Linked DNA regions of Homo sapiens: region 2 is linked to region 1. Evidence: chromatin loops called from intact Hi-C (ENCODE). Cell type or tissue: heart right ventricle. All regions are shown on one strand. Each heading gives the region's core, and the rest is flanking DNA. Links, peaks and the distances in the headings are about the cores only. Region 1 has its middle 7.8 kb from the start of TAS1R2. Region 2 has its middle 31 kb from the start of PAX7.

What was found. A loop is a pair of places that touch in the nucleus more often than their neighbours do. Peaks named below come from ENCODE experiments on the same cell type or tissue, not always from the same donor. Only the 100,000 strongest peaks of a DNase experiment are listed, where the experiment ranks them.
Region 2: it touches region 1 in a loop (4-fold over the local background); 73 of 110 quality-filtered maps call a loop at or near these places.

The regions. Positions count from the first base shown.
Region 1 is chr1:18,864,817-18,870,184 of GRCh38, forward strand. No RefSeq gene overlaps it. Among named protein-coding and RNA genes, the nearest start is that of TAS1R2, 7.8 kb to the left of the region's middle. In heart right ventricle, for the core only: no CTCF peak of the experiment used is centred there; no DNase peak of the experiment used is centred there; H3K27me3 peaks cover 2,606 bases.
Region 2 is chr1:18,596,872-18,602,239 of GRCh38, forward strand. No RefSeq gene overlaps it. Among named protein-coding and RNA genes, the nearest start is that of PAX7, 31 kb to the right of the region's middle. RefSeq lists an enhancer at 2,352-2,881. In heart right ventricle, for the core only: CTCF peaks have their summits at 701 (motif pointing right) and 924; DNase peaks (open chromatin) are centred at 730 and 2,305; H3K27me3 peaks cover 3,713 bases.

The DNA of each region.
Region 1 (5,368 bases), core at 97-5,096:
GGGTCCCATTGACAGGGAGAGCTTTTTTTAGAGTGGGCTGCCAGTATGGATAGATGATGTCCCTGAAGACCGAAATCTGAAGGCACACTGGACAGAGAGCCAAAATCCTGGTCCAGCTCTGCCCCAACTTGCGATGCTGCCCTTGAACAAGTCACTTCCATTCTCTGGGCCTCATCCTCCCATCTGTAAAATGGACTCAGTGCTTCTTAATGGTTTTGAGATGAGCATCCTTTTGAGATTCTGACGACAGCCCTGCATGCCAACACGCCCCCAACAAATGCAGCCATGCACCCACATCCAGGGCATTGCCAGCCCTTGAGGCTCATCTGAGAACTCTGGACTGAGATGATCTGCAAGGTCCCCTCAGGCCCTGACGTTTATCTAGGAGGGGCAAGCGGACACCATCCAGAGCACTGGCTTCCCTGAGGACAGATGCCTGGGAATGCTATGGGAATGCCTGGGAATGTCACTGGGATTCTCCTTCAGTGCCACACACACAGCACATGCCCCCGCGTGGCTGGACACAGCGCAGGCCAGCCCCAGCCATCACCCTCACCGCCTGGTCCAGGGCCTGCCGTCCCCATGCTCATACCTGTGTGGCTGCCAAGGTGACCAACAGCCATGACAGACTTATGCAAAGTCCACGGGGGAAGGAGAGAGGGGTGAGCCATGGAAACAGCCAGCCAGGAGCTGCCCATTTGCCTTGGCATCTGCTTCCCCTGAGGTGCAGGGAAAGGAAATGGGCATGTCGGCTGGAAGGGACTGCCCTGAACGTCCTTCCTCCCCCTGCCCTGCGGTTGGATGGAGGATGGGGCACAGGGGGAGCCCCCAAGAGGATCCTGACCCTAGGGACTGGGGGATACATCAGCTGCTGCCCCTGCCCCACCCTCTGATCTGTCTCTGTCTCTCTACTTGCATATCTCTCCATTCACTCCTGTCTCCTCCTTCCCCACCCACCATTCTCTCTCCCTCTTTCTCACCAGCACTCCATACTCCAGGACAAAACTGGGCCGCTAGAAACCCACCTCCAGTCTGGCTTATGATGGGGAGAGGGTGGGCATGCAGGGCCACCCCAAGAAAGTTCTGGGAGATGGGCAGTTCCTAAGCCAACCCACTTGGTTCAGAAGCACCTCGGAGGAGGGTTGCTGGGAAGGCCTCAAAGCCAGTTCTCAGAGGGCCCAGCCTCATCGGCACTCCTCATCCGACCCCTCTGAAACAAGAAGTCCAAGGAGTGGAGTGGTGTGGGCTCCTAAAGTTGGGAAGCCAGGGATCGGCTAAGACCTCAGGAAGGGACTCTGCTGTGGTTGGGATACTCTTTCGCACCCAGGGATCCACTCAAGCCTCCTCACCAAACTTTGCTGAGTGACGGTGAGCAGTTTGCCTCTCAACCAGAAAAAGAGCTGGAGGTCTCAAATGACCACAAGCTCAATAAGAGCCAAAAGGGTAATAATGACTAAAGCCTAAAGGAAAGGAAGCAGCTTTTATGGAGCCTCTGCAATGCTTTCAAACATCACCGCATCTGCTCTCCAGAACTCCGTGAAGGATTTTGTATCACCATTGTACAGATGAAGAAACCAGGGCTCAGGAGGTTAAGTGGCTTGTCCAAAGTCCCTGGGAATTGACTTTTTTTTTTTTAAGAGAAAGATCTTGCTCTCTTGCTCTGTTGCCCAAGCTGGAGTGCAGTGGCGTGATCATGGCTCACTGTAGCTTCAACCTTCCGGGCTCAAGAGATCTCTTGCCTCAGCCTCTCAAGTAGCTGGGAGCACAGTCACATGCCAGCATTCCTGGCTAATTTTTAAACTTCTCTTTTTTTTTTTTTTTTTTTTTGGTAGAAGTCGGGTCTCACTACGTTGCCCAGGCTGGTCTGAAATTCCTGTCCTCAAGTGATCTCCCTCCTCGGCCTCCCAAAGCACTGGGATTACGGCAAGAACCACCGCGCCCGGCCTGAATCCACTTTCATTGCACTCCAGAGTTCTTAATCTTTCCACTGTATTCGTGTAAGCCAAGTGAAATTTAAGGTTATAGCCAAAGGAGCAGATTGTCCAGAACAAGAGAGGTGATCGTCCTGCCGTGTGATGTTGTGATCAGACCTCACACGGGTGCATGACCTTAACAGTACTGGCTCATGTTGACTGACCTGTTCCTGGCCACCAGGCCCAGCACAAAATCTGTTTTCACATTTCAGACCATTCAGTCCTCCTAACAATTGTAAGGGATGAGTACTATCAACATTATGTCCCCATTTGACAGCAGAGTAGACTGAGGCCCAGAGAGGGGATGTGATTCAGCCAATGTCACACAGCCTGGATCCCAGTTCAGGATGATTCCAGACTCTACTCCCTGGCATCACCAGAGCAGCTCACTAGGTAGACAAAGATCCAGAAACTACATCCCACAGAGAGTAGCTGAAGGAATAAAAGATGTTCAGCCTGGGAAGGAAGAGGCTCAGGGAGCTCTTGATGGAAAATAAAGGGCTGGGATGAGGACAAGGGAGTGGTCCTGTTCTGTGGGGCTCCTGAGGCCCCAGCCTGGCCCAAGGGACAGGGGACAACAAGCAGGCTTTGACTCCTCGAAGCTTCCCCACCTGTAAAACGGCCACAGGCACCCTCAAATGGTGATTAAATGAGGTTAATATATCAAGCACCTGCTTAGTAAATGATCACCAATAAATGATGCCCTCCAGTGCCGATGGCTTTGTGCCTGGCATGGTACTGGCAAGGGACCCTCAATTTTTTTTAATTTTTATTTTTGAGACGGAGTCTTACTCTGTCACCCCGGCTGGAGTGCAATGGCACAATCTCAGATCACTGCAACCTCTGTCTCCCGGGTTCAAGAGATTCTCCTGCCTCAGCCTCCTGTGTAGCTGGGATTACAGGTGCTCACCACCACATCCGGTTAATTTTTGTATTTTTAGTAGACACGGGGTTTCACCGTGTTGGCCAGGCTGGTCTCGAACTCTCGACCTCAAGTGATCCTCCCGCCTCAGCTTCCCAAAGTGCTGGGGTTACAGGCGTGAGCCAGCACGCCTGGCCGGGACCCTCAATTTTAGCCCTAGTAAAAGGCTGGGGTCTGTGACTCTATGGCTGTCGACTAACACTCTAATCTGACTCACTGGGGTTCCAATTCTGGCTCTGCCACTTGCTGTGTGGCCTCTTCCGGGCATTTCCCTCGCTGAGGCTCACTCTCCCTCCAGCGACGCCTGCCCCGATGCACATCCTGGAGCAGGTGCCCAACTGAACGTCAGCTCCCTCCAACCTCTATGGACCAGATGCTTCGGGGATGAGGGCAACTGCCTGGGCACATAGGGCTGAGGGAAAGCATGGCAGAGGCCTGGAACAGCCTTCTGCTTTACCTTGGGTGCCTGAGGGGCATGTGGTACCTGCTCCGTCATCCAGGGGGGCTGGCAGCCCCCCGGACACAGGACAAGGCTGGCTGGTTGTGTTCAGAGCCATGACAGCAGCAGTGCCTCCTCCCACCCATGCACAGAACACCCGGAAGGATGGATTCCTGTGAGGGACAATGACAAGGGGTTGCTGGTATGTTCATCAGAAACAAGTTCTTCTCTTGCCCCCGTCCCTTACTAAGCAGGTCTCTCTTCACCTCTTTAAGCCTCAGTCCTCATCTGTGAAATGGTGCTAAAATACTATCTCACAGGCCGGTGTGGTCCAAGAGAATTTGTAGGAACGATTGGCCTATTGATAGGTGCTCATTTAAATCTGGCTTCTCCTCTTTCCTGGGGAACACACATATCTAGGATGAAGAAGTGTTGAGGTTGAAAATTAAAAGTTCACATTGATTGGGCACCTCACCCTGGCAGGCCATGGGATGCAGCGTTTTGTTTTTAAATATTTCATTTGGTCCTCAGCTCCTGGAGGAGTCTGAAGCTGGGAGGTCAAGGCACAGGAACAAGACGCTAAGGTTGGGATCTGAGCCCAGCGCCTGTCCAGCTCCAGGGCACTGTGCAGTGGTGGTTATGGCCAGGGGCTTGGGAGTCAGAGGTGTGGGACTAAAACCCAGTTTGTTCATTTCCTACTGGCATGTTAGTTACTTAACCCATTGGTGTCAGTTTCCTCCTTTGTAAAATGGGAGTAACAGCACCTACTTTATGAGACTTCCATGAGGATCCGAGGCCATGATGCCCGAAGCATTTAGCCCAATGCCTGGCACACAGCCTGCATTCAAACAATGGTGGCTCTTGTTATTTACTAATCTGGCCCCTAAACAGAACACCCAGGAAGTAAGACGATGAATGGGTCGGGGACGAACTAGTGAAAATGAAGACTCTCTGGAGAGGGTGGGTCTGCCTCCTGCCACTTCCCCTGACTCCCCCCGCCAGGAGCTCTGGGTCAGCCTGGTGGCCTGCAGCCAGCACAGGTGGCCCCTCATTTCCTTAGAGGGCATGCTCCACTGGCGGCCCGTGGGACAGTGGTGGCAGGGACATCCGGCCTCAGTCAAATGGTTCACGCTCCAAGCCCTGGCCCTGGCCACAGCAGGGAAATGAAGGGGCTCCTTGGGCCACCGCAGACACAGGGACTTATTGTGGTGACCATGCAAAGAGGCCTCAGGTCCCCGAGCAGGCACTGGGCCCTCAAGAGCCACCAGCCCCAAGTCTAGGGGACGAGGTAGAGGAGAGAGAACAGGGTAAGCAACAGCTTTGAGTCACCCCTAGTCCAAAAGGAGGCAAAGGTGACAGGTTGAGGAAGGTTGGATAAAATAATATTAGGAGAGGAGGAGCTTGGAAGTCAGGAGCCCAATGGAGCAGGTGGCGAAGAGCGTGGGCCGTGGGCAGCTGCAGACCCGGGTGCAAGCCCGAGCCTTCCTCCTAACCAGCTGCGTGAGCTTGAGCTAGTTATCCCACCTCTGACCTCTGTGGGTCCTGCCACAGTTACCTGGTAAGGTCACTGCCAAGGCTCTAAGTGACCAGGTAGGTAAAGCATTTAGTAATTAGCCAACTCTGTCTCAGTGTGATCTTAAGCAAGTCACACCAATGGTTCAAACACATCCACAGCCTGCTGGTCCCACGACTATAAATGCAGTTGCCACCCTTCCCTTCTGTGCTCCAGCCTGGGGCACTCTGGGTATTGCCTATTGTCCCTGGAGGTGTCAGTGTGGTTTACAAAACAGCCCCTTTTACATCATGGGCAGGTGGGAACAGGCCAGGTCACATGTTTCCACCCCTCCACAAGTCACCTGGCCTGCATGGGCTAGGGCCCACAGACCTGGGCTCAAGCTAACTGGCTGCAGTGGCTCCTCTCAGTCATCGTTTGGCCAGCTGAGCGTGTCTTTCCAAGACAGCAGTCATATGTGCCTTCTTGTGGCTGTACCAGGAACGAATCCTTCCCCAACAGACCAGGGTTTACGTCTCAGC
Region 2 (5,368 bases), core at 292-5,291, 270 kb before region 1:
TGTAATCCCAGCTTCTTGAGAAGCTGAGGCAAGAGAATCGCTTGAACCCGGGAGGCAGAGATTGCAGTGAGCTGAGTGCACCACTGCGCTCCAGCCTGAGCAACAGAGCAAGACTCCATCTCAAAAAATAAAAAATAAATAAGTGAATAAATAAATATTGAAAACAAAAACTAAAAAGATAAACAAGGGCAGGGAAGGTTACCCACAGGCCCCGATCCTGTCTTGCTGTCTTTGGTTTTACTCTGAGTGGGAATAACTGCAGGGTTTGAGCAGCGGCATGACATCATCTGACTTGCTTTTAAAGGGATCACTCTAGAAGCCAGGTAGAGAATAAACTACAGGAAGACACGAGGTAGAAACAGGGTGAGGCTCACACGAAGGAGCTTCTTGACTTCAACACTGACAGGCACCCTGCAGATGAGGGTCTGGAAACCCAGGCCTCCTGCCCTCGCCTGCTCTGATGGAATATCTGCCAAGCCAAGTCCAATGGCAGGAGGAGCTAGGGGGCCCAAGGACAAGCTGCCCTTCATAAGAGCAGGGACCCTGCCTCCTCAGCCCCTCTTCTCCACTGCAATATTTGCTCTCTCATGACCAGACACGGAAGCCCTGACCACCGGTAGCTTTGCAGGTGTGGAGGGGTACCTGGGGACAGCTCCCAAGGGCAGGTGCTCCGGGTCAGCTCCTGATTCCAAGGAGAAGGGTGCGGAGTGGCCACTAGGTGACAGCATTGCTCCGCTGAGAAGGCGGCCACGCGCTCCACGGAGTTGGGTGTGTTGAAATCCCAGAAAGAAGGGGCTTCATGGGAAGTCTCAAAACCTCCCTCAGCCCCCTCGCTTTCATGGATGAGGATGGCAGTGAGGAATATGGTGGTGAATTCAGGAATTTCCAAGACAATAAATACTTTTCACATCAATCGCTTCATGTGACCCTTACAGCAAATACTGTGAGCTGGTCCATGGAGGCCTGTTAGTCCACTTTGCAGTGAGAACAGAGGCCCAGAGAGAGCACCGTGGCTGCCGAGCCCGGCCTTCTTCCGAGCTGTTCACCCCTTCCAGAATTGGGCCCAGTGGCAGGGCAGACAGTGGAGGTGGGGGGAGTGAGAAGTCCCTTTACCTGTGTCTGGTGTACAGATCGAGAGCAGCGCTCATAGTTTGGAAGTGGGGGGAGTGAGAAGTCCCTTTACCTGTGTCTGGTGTACAGGTCGAGAGCAGCGCTCATAGTTTGGAGGTGGGGGGAGTGAGAAGTCCCTTTACCTGTGTCTGGTGTACAGGTCGAGAGCAGCGCTCATAGTTTGGAGGTGGGGGGAGTGAGAAGTCCCTTTACCTGTGTCTGGTGTACATACAGATCGAGAGCAGCGCTCATAGTTTGGAAGTGGGGGGAGTGAGAAGTCCCTTTACCTGTGTCTGGTGTACAGGTCGAGAGCAGCGCTCATAGTTTGGGACCCTTTAAGGACCCTCCAGGAGCCGCTCACATCAGTTGATGGAGGGGTATCTAAATTCAACACACATAAAGTCAAAAGTGGCAGCAAAGGAGGAATTATATTTGTCACCGCCTCTCTGTATAAACACGCCACTAATGGTGTCATTATTCATTATCATGCAAAAAAGTGGGGGTGGCTTCCTTTGTGCCTCCCCCAACAGACCTAGTCAACCCCCATATTATAAAGCATCCTATTCCTCTCCTTCAGCACAGAACTAAAGGAAATCTGTTTAACATTCTTTGGTTTTATGTTGTTGTTTTGAGACAGAGTCTTACTGTGTCGCCCAGGCTGAGCACAAACATAGCTCACTGTAGCCTTGACCTCCTGGGCTAAATCGATCCTCCCACTTCAGCCTCCCTAGTAGCTGGGACTACAGGCATTTGCCACCATGCCTGGTTAATTTTAATTTTCTTAGAGATGAGGGTCGCAATAGGTTGCCCAGGCTGGTCTCAAACTCCTGGCCTCAAGAGATCCTCCTGCCTAGGCCTCCCAAAATGCTGGGATTACAGACATGAGCCACCGTGCCCCGCCAGCATTCTCTTAAGTAACTATGGGATTAATGTCGGTCCCTTCCACCAAACTGCTAGCTTCAAAAGAACAGGAACTGGTCTCTGTGCTCGGCACTACAACCTCAGCTCCCAGGACTGTGTGATGCATAGAAAGTGTACAGTAACATGAGTTAATGAATGCGCAAATGTCCTGGCCTAATGTCATGGCCTCCAAGAGGTCTCTCCTGCCGCAAGGTTTTGCAGAGTCCACAGCAAACGGCAATCTGTTGCTGCATCGGGGCCAACTGCCTTCCATGAACCCGGAACTGAAGTCGGTTCCAAGTGAAAAGCTTCCCCGGGTTTGGGCCCGTTCCCCCAGCTGATGGGCAGATAGAGCAGAATGGGAGATGACCCAGCGAGGCTGGCCCCAGCCCCACTCCCGCTCCCCAGCCCATTCACTGGCTGGGAGTCCTGCCCAGGCTGCAGGATGGAGAAGCCGGGAGAGCCTTGCTCGTAAATTACATTTTAGACAGTCTGCTGGGAAGATTAGAATCACACTGGTTTGGAGCCAGGGCTTTCCAGAGTGTCCCTGCAGGAAAAGAGGATCCGGGATAAACAGTGAAAGGGAAAGAGAGAAGGGGAGGGGAAGGGGGAGAAGGAGGTGGCCAGGGAGAGGGAAGAGGGAGGGAGAGAAGGAGAGGGAAGGGAGAGTAAAAAAAAAAAAAAAAAAAAAACAGAGAGACAAAAGACAGGGAGAGAGGGGTGGGGGCGGCGTGTACAACCAGGGCAGTGAAGACCAGAAGCCACAGAGAAGGGCCAGGGGAGACAGAGCTGGACAGAAGGAGCCAAGATTCCTACACAGGCAGGTGGGCTGGCACCACTCCCTCTGCCTCTTGCAGTTTTCCCAATCCTGGGTGCTGAGGGGAGCATGTCCCCAGCGTCTTTCTCTGGCAGAGAAGACTGATGGCCTCACTGGTCCTCAATAACAAGGGAGAAGGATTCTTCCCAACCACAGCCCAGACTGGGGAAGACGTTTCCCCAAGGTCACACAGCAAACCTGGTGGTGGATCCGAGGACTTCAGGTGCTAGGCCGCCACTAAATGCTGTTCTTGGGGTCCCCTTGTTGGAGCAGGACAGGCTTCGAGGACAGACATGTGGAGGACGCACATTCTCGCACTTCCTCGGTTTCCACTGCAGCAGCATCTACCTGTTTCTCACCGCAAGACTCCTCCCCACCACACTGCAACACCTCTGATGGAATGAACTTTGGCCTCAAAATTAAAAAAAAAAAAAATGAGCTCTAGCCTCCAGAAAGAAACAATTTTTTAACTAAACTTTAAGCCCTGAGATCACAGAGGGGCACACCTCTCGGACTGGGATTCAGCAAACCTAGCTTCAGATCCCAGCTCAGCTATAAACTCACTGTGTGGTCTTGGGGTACCCACGTGATGTCTCTGGGCCATATTTTCCTAGAGAAGCAGAAGAGTGGAGTAGTGGTCCCCAAAGGGATCTTTCAATTTTTTAACAATCCTTACCTCCCCCTTGGAAGAAATCCCAAGTAGGGTGCGCTGAGTGAGCACTGGATTGGAAGTCTGGGGCGCCCTAGGTCCCAGGAGACGCAGCTCGCAGCTCTCCCCTCACCTTGGCAGGCCCTTTCAGAGCCAGCAGCACTGGTTAAAATGCAAGCATGGCTGGGCGTGGTGGCTCACGCCTGTAATCCCAGCACCTTGGGAGGCTGAGGCGGGCAGATCACCTGAGGTCAGGAGTTCAAGAACAGCCTAGCCAACATGGTGAAACCCAAACTCTACTAAAAATACAAAACTAGCCGGGCGTGGTGGCGCATGCCTGTAATCCCAGCTACTTGGGAGGCTGAGGCATGAGAATTGCTTGAACCCGGGAGGCAGAGGTTGCAGTGAGCCGAGATCACGCCACTGCACTCCAACCTGGGCAACAAGAACAAAACCCAGTCTCACAAAAAAAAAAAAAAAAAAGCAAGCATGTCTCTTACCTGCTACTGTGTTTGAGCTTTCCTGCAACCCTGTGGGCTAGGCCTTTAAACTATGCCCATTATACCGATGAGAAAAATGAGACTTGGGCAGAAGTGATTTGCTGATGGTGACTCAGCTCAGAAGCAGCAGACGAGGCAGGAGTCAGATGGATGGAAGCCTGTCTGAGCCCACAGCCCCAGCACATGCCTGCTCTACCCAATGGCTGAACTGAGATGGGAAGAAATTTGGGGTGGATAAACGGAAGACAACAGCCGCCTCCCACAAGGAACCTCTGGATCATCTCCCCAAACCTCTTGCCCCAAATCTCTATTGTATAAAAAGATTCTTTTGTACTGACAAGAAAAACTGAGACCCAGAGAAGGTTTTGTAGCTCTGGGCATCCTTTCTGCTCCACTCATAGGACGAGAGTTACCAGAAAAAAATACAGGACAATAATTGAGACATATACTAAAAATATATTCCTAGTTTATCTGAAATTCACATTTAACTGAGCAGTTTTATTTGCTAAATCTGGTGCCTTCAGTGAGACACACCCCACTCCCCAGTTTCCATCACCCTTTAGGACTGGGATAGATGGGGATGATCCAAATCTAGAGCCTGTGTCTCTTTCTTCCCAACCAGCGCTATCCTCACCTGGAATCCTGGGCCTTGCAGTGAACAAATATTGGAACAGAAACTTGGGATACAATTATTTTGTTCAACAAAGCGTTGAAGTCCAGCCATCTCTAATGCACATCCCAACTCTCTGGGGTTGTCCAAGGAGGCCTCTGTGTTGGGGCAGCCAGCGGCTCTTGGAATCCATTGAGCCCTGACCATGTGACCTCAAGCCAGTTCCATCACCCCTCTGGGCCTCAGTTTCCACATCTGTGAAATGAGAGCCCATTCCTCCTTTCCCTGCAGCCCTGGTCCAGGAGACCACAGCTGTGGAAGCATCTCCACGCCCTGTGCCCAGCGCTCTCGGGACCCAGGCTTTGGGCTCTGTGAAGGCTTCATGTCCCTCCTCCTCCAAGGTCAGGGTGGAGGGTAAGGGGTGGGAGGGCACCCTGGTCCTGCCACTGGGAGATGCTACTTCTGCCTTGTGACCAAGTATCACACATGCCCCAGATCTATGTGTCTCCTGCCCCCAGGTCCCAGTGTAGTGCCCAGCTAGTCAAAATCCATGCTGATGCAAATGAAACACAGCCTCACACGAGGTGCCCCGTGTGGATGATCCACTGCAATCCCCACCACCATCTCAAACCCCCTGAGACTCCCATCACCTGGCAATGCTACAGTTACTATGAGTGTGGTCTGCCTCCCCCAGGTCACTGGGCCCCCGTGGGCAGTGATCCTGTCTGTTCCGTTTACTGCCATGTGCCCAGGGCCAAGAACAGTGCCTGGCATGTGGTAGG